Linked DNA regions of Mus musculus: region 2 is linked to region 1. A link is a contact called in ENCODE Hi-C data. All regions are on one chromosome and are shown on one strand. The core of a region is the stretch at or near the end of the contact, and the rest is flanking DNA. Distances in the headings are between cores, read along the strand shown.

Region 1 (2,703 bases), core at 65-2,564:
GTAATTACTGTTCAGTGCTGCATCTGTCAGCCTCAGTTTCTCAAACATGCTTTTGCGAATCCTCCCCCCCACCCCCCACACACACACACTGCTTCAGGGTTTAAAAGCATGTTAAGTTTTCTTCCACAACGGCAATTAAATATCAGATTTCAGATCTGATAATCACTGCATCACAAACTCTTGTGCATTTACAACAAAATATTTACATAATTAACATTAAGTATTGACTCATAACTGAATCCTAACTCTGTAAGGCTGTGTTAGATATGTTACCTTATACCTCATCCCAGGTGCAACAAAAGACAGAAACTCAAGAAGTAAAGGAAACTACTATTGAATTTAAATTAACTCCAAATAATAGCCCTTAAAAAGGCACAGATGAGTCTTCACCAACACCCCATGGACTTTGTGGCCATAGGCAGTTACAACCTTCTTAAACAGCAGCATTAAGCAGATGATTTGCTGAATCAGTCTCTGGTAGCTGGAGAAAACTATGGCAGAGGCCCCTTAACAGTTAGTTCCCTCTTTTCAAAAGGATCTCAATTCAACATCTCCTGTAGCCTCTAGAACGGTGGGTCTTAATCATTCATCTTTGAAAGAGATGTTGCCACGCATACACTACCACATCTTTTCTAATGACGCATATGTGTTATAAACAAATATATTCATTTACCGTACATTTTTATTTACACCTCATGTACTGGTGTTTCTGTAACTTACTGACTTGTCCTTAAGTTTCAAAAACTAGGATATAAATATATTTCCATGTAGAAAAAATGGTTAAAAATAGCTGGGTGGGAGGTTTAAGGAAGTTGCTATAATTTTAAAGACAGAATTAGCTGATATGAAATATATCTACATGTCCTTTCAGAAGTCTAGTGCTTAGTTTTCCTGTGTGGATTACATGTGGCATGTTGTAATCATCCCCTTTTGTTGAGGAAGAAGCAGGCTGGCTAAAGAAATAAGTTTCGAAGAGCATAATGTAAGTGATATAAGTTATTGTTATTCCTAATCAATTGCGTTGGAAGCAGAACTCACCGTAACTTCGATAACCACTTCATTCAGGTCTCAGGTTTCCTGTCCACTCTGGAATGTATATTTCTAAATTTCCCTGGTTTTCTGGAAGTGTGGACTGGTGCAAAAGCTGTTGGTTTAGTTGGGCCAACTCTGATGGTCACTCTTGTCTTTTAATGTATGAAAATCAAATGGTCAGCATGCCAGATGCTTGACATTTCCCACTCTCAAAATCAATCACCAATCTGAACTCTGTGGCGATTACTCAGAGATTCAGAGGTTTGCTGTAAGCAGAGACCATGACCTTGGAACAATTATTTTCTCAAAAGATATTACCAACAATGATGTGAGCCGAATGCCCAGACTGCCCTCCAGCGCATGAATCCCTAGGTAAGAAATGGCTACGAATCTTCCAAAGTAGCCTGGCTTTGGCTTAAATCTCATTTTAATACATTTATATTTCATAAGCTCTGCATTTAGACAGAGGTAAAAGGAGCAGTCAAAGAAAACACTTACTGAAGGACTTCCTGTGTTCTGGTTTCTGTTCTTTTCTATCGATGTGGCAGTGACTCGGCAGTTCAGAACTTGAGGATCTCTGCAAATTGAACAACTCCAGGGACCCACAACTTGGATTCTTTGGCTAGAAATAATAGAGAGTACCTTTTACTAGGAAGAAAGAATACGCGAGTTTTGTGTCTTATCTTGATGCTAAATTTAACCGGTCTTTTGAGTAAGTTAATTTTTGTGTGTGTGTGTGGCTGGGTAACGGCCTGTATTCTAAGCACAGTGTTTATACTGATTCATGCATCCAAATAGTGCTTACTAAATGCTATGAATTATTCAAAGAACTGTACATATATCAACTCAGTTAATCCTCTCAGGAATTCAGCAGGGCCCACACATAGACAACATTACTAGTTCTGAGAAAACAGACAAGGAAAAGATATAGAAGAAGAAAAAACATCTTTCCCAAACTATGCATCGAGTAAATACGAACAGTGTTTAAAGTTTTTCTGGCCTTATATTGTATACTTAAAGATAATAATCCATGTTTTGTTGTCTATATATTGGGGATTCTGTTGATAGTATGGAAAGACAATTTTAATTTGTACAGTTTGATCTTTTAAGAGATATAATGAAAGGTTTTAAATACATTATCCTGTTTTAGAGCATACTAAGAGTTCTCAAGAATATTTTTCCATTATATATTTACATAAGTGAAATAAAATTAAGTCAATAAAAAAGTTTTAAATAATTTAAGCCTTAAAAAACATGTAATCTGAATGCATACTTTGAGCTATTTTTCTAACGTTCTAGGTATTTAATTTTTTTTTTGAGAAGATCATTCTAGCTTAGTTGGAAAATAATAACATTACATGTGAATGATTTTTCCTTGTGGTATTATAACAGTAACTATGGTCATAGATACAAAGATACTTAATTTCCAGAATAACATATGTCAGATACTACAACAAGCAGAAAATATAGTTTTCAAGCACCTGAGTGCTTTTTACAACCTCCAGAAAAAGGAGACCATGCTCTATTCCAGAATAAGAACAGTGCTCGTTTGAAAGATGAAATGATGTCTACCTCACAAATCTTGACGGAAGGAACATTCCTTATGCTTTCTATTAAGCTTAAAATAGCTAGTATCTCTCAGACATAGGATCCATTTACATGTGTGAACCT
Region 2 (2,700 bases), core at 85-2,584, 39 kb before region 1:
GGGAGGGGGGAGAGGGAGGGGAAGGGGGAGGGGGGAGAGGGAGGGGAAGGGGGAGGGGGGAGAGGGAGGGGGAGGGGGAGAGGGAGAGGGAGAGGGAGAGGGAGAGGGAGAGGGAGAGGGAGAGGGAGAGGGAGAGGGAGAGGGAGAGGGAGAGGGAGAGGGAGAGGGAGAGGGAGAGGGAGAGGGAGAGGGAGAGGGAGAGGGAGAGGGAGAGGGAGAGGGAGAGGGAGAGGGAGAGGGAGAGCGAGAGGTGTCTATCTTTCCAAACTTTAGGATATTTTCTTCTTCGCTGAGTGAATTAGGCCAACTTTGGGCATGTGCTACATATTGTACAGTTTTGCTGTGAACTTGAATTTGCATTGTGCCTCTTCTCTCAGGAAAGAACATTCCTTGTGGAAACAATACTGTTCTGTAGCAAAACGCAGTTCTCATAATACCCCTGTGAACGGGAACAATTCCACCTTTTTTTTTTTTTTCTTTACTAGAAAATAGAATCATTAAAATATCCCCAAATGACCTATCCTCAACCAGGCTCTGATGGCAGCGAGTATAAAAGGAGTGACTCTAACCCAAAGACCTTTCAGTATTAGGTTTACCAGGTAAGCAATGACTGGGGAAAGCCAAGCTGGCCGTTCCTAAGTTTCTAGGATAATTCTCGGAGTGTTCTCCAAATTGCTGTCCCCGTATGACTTAACTCTGATGATGAAAACACCGTAGACTTTCACTAACCCTGCAAACACTTTAATTAATCTGGTCGGCTGCCGCCAGCTTCCCCCTAGCCAAATGTGCCTAGAGATTACAGAAAACACACACACCCCTAGAAGGCCGACAAATTCTAGTCTAAAATCATCTTTCAAAGCCCCTTCTTGGAAAGCCACAGAGTTTTCGGTCCAGTTTGCACATTCTGGATGGGATTTGGGCTGAGATAAGAATTCTTTATGTCTTGCCTGCAGCTCCAGACCATGTTGCAGGGCAATGGCCACTCTGCCCTGCCTCCTTCACCCTTCCAGGTGGCCTTCTCACCCCCACATTCCCGAGCGCTGAGACCGGCGCCTGGCCTGGGCTTGCACTCTTGGCTGGCTCGGCAGGCCTGTGCAGTGAGTGTAAGCGTGGCAACCTCCCTTGTCTGCTTGGTGATATCAGGGATGGGAAAATGTCACGCCAGACACAGCCTCTCAGAAAGAAGTGTTTGGGGGGACAAAACCCTCTATTATTTGAAGAATTATTTTGACATAAGCGTCAAGCTATTTGCTCCAAAATGTGCGTGCAAAGCACTGTTGCCTACCCCCACAGGAAGTGTATTGAAAACGCATGCGAAGGGTGCGCCGAGCGTATCTGAGGACACAGTGTGTAGTCTACAGCTAAGTGATCAGGGATAGCAGCGTAGTTTGTCCTTACAAATGCTGACAGACAGCTGCAGTTTGCAGCTGGCAGGGAGCTTATGCTCGCTAAACAAAGATCTAGCTGGAGCCCGGTGAATACTTGGCTGTAGCGCAGTAATCATAATTCATAACATACATTTCTAAAGGAGAATTCAAACCCTAAGAAAAAGCTCAGAAAGACTCCTGTCATTTTGTCGCTTGCTGTGGTCCGGATATGTGTTGCTTTCGGGCTATTTTGAAACCCCTCGGGGTCCTATAGAGACCTGGGTCAGCAGGCCTGTCATAAGCTAAACTGCTTTCTGCTTTCCTATCACTCTTTCAGACCTCCTAAGCAAAGTGTTACACCAAATACTCTATTCCTTTCCCCCAAAAGATTCAAATGTAGTAAATTTTCCAATCTCTCTCTCTCTCTCTCTCTCTCTCTCTCCCCTCTCTCTCCAACTTCTCCTCTCTCCCTCTCTCCCACTCTTTTTCTTTCTTTGATTTTTGAAAACATCAGAAAACCTTATTCTTTTGGGCACGTTTCAGATTGCTGTCTCAGAAACATGAAATATTAAATCTGAAAAAAGAAAAAAACCCCGGAAAGAACAAAGTGTAACTGTCCCCAGTTTGGGGGACGAGAAAGACTCAGTTGTGAAGTCACTTGCCCGAGGCAACAAAGGAAGACTTGGAGCAAAGCTGGAATCCAAACTTCTTAACCATCATTTCTGGTTTCTTTGTCAGCACCTCCTTTTGCCTCTTTAATCCCAGATTGACTTTATTAGAAAAATTGTTCTTAAATCCAGAAGAATGTTCAAGGGAGCCTTTTCGGCTGCTTGAGGCGCCCACTGCTGGCCCAGTGCTTCCAGTGACTAGGACTTAACTCCAAATGCAATAATTGCCATCAATTGTTTTATTCTACGTATTCACAATTGGAGAGTTTTGAATATAATATGGAAATATATTGAAATTTATATGCATAATTATGCATAATAATATGAAAAATACATGCCCAAGGGGGGAAATTACAGTAGCCTTCCTTTGACATGCAACAATGCTAAGTGTTTGGCTGTGATTCTTTTCTCTAAGTTTTTGGTAACCTGAAATCTGCAATAGATTATTCTTATTATTTGGGGTTTTCAGCCTTCCCTTTCCCTGGGGGACAGAGAGCTGTGTTGCCGAATGCCAGGACACCCCTCCAGATGCAGATGTCACCGAGAAGGGCTCTGCTGGATATCCTTTCCATGTGTTTCTGCCTAAGCTGGGAGGGAACAGAGAGGATTGAGCTACGGATGGGAAACGTGCTGCGCCAACTTCCAACCCCTCTGAAATTCCAGCT

Evidence for each region. A loop is a pair of places that touch in the nucleus more often than their neighbours do.
Region 2: a loop to region 1 is called in a map of heart, with 2.6 times the contacts of the local background. The contact joins the enhancer-like site here to the promoter of Arhgap15os in region 1. A Hi-C loop is called at or near these places in 2 of 37 maps with a recorded cell type or tissue (gastrocnemius and heart).

Annotation. Positions count from the first base shown.
Region 1 is chr2:44,063,935-44,066,637 of GRCm38, reverse strand. Arhgap15os (Rho GTPase activating protein 15, opposite strand) reads left to right here and starts at 1,314. Exons shown (of 3, transcript NR_040622.1): 1 at 1,314-1,404. Arhgap15 (Rho GTPase activating protein 15) reads right to left here. Exons shown (of 14, transcript NM_153820.3): 8 at 1,531-1,654.
Region 2 is chr2:44,103,420-44,106,119 of GRCm38, reverse strand. All of the region lies in intron 8 of Arhgap15 (Rho GTPase activating protein 15), which reads right to left. Among named protein-coding and RNA genes, the nearest start is that of Arhgap15os, 39 kb to the right of the region's middle. Within about 2 kb of position 1,334, at least 2 of the 3 ENCODE cell types and tissues checked have a DNase peak (open chromatin) inside an H3K27ac peak, as active enhancers do; they include gastrocnemius and heart, where a contact is called at or near this core.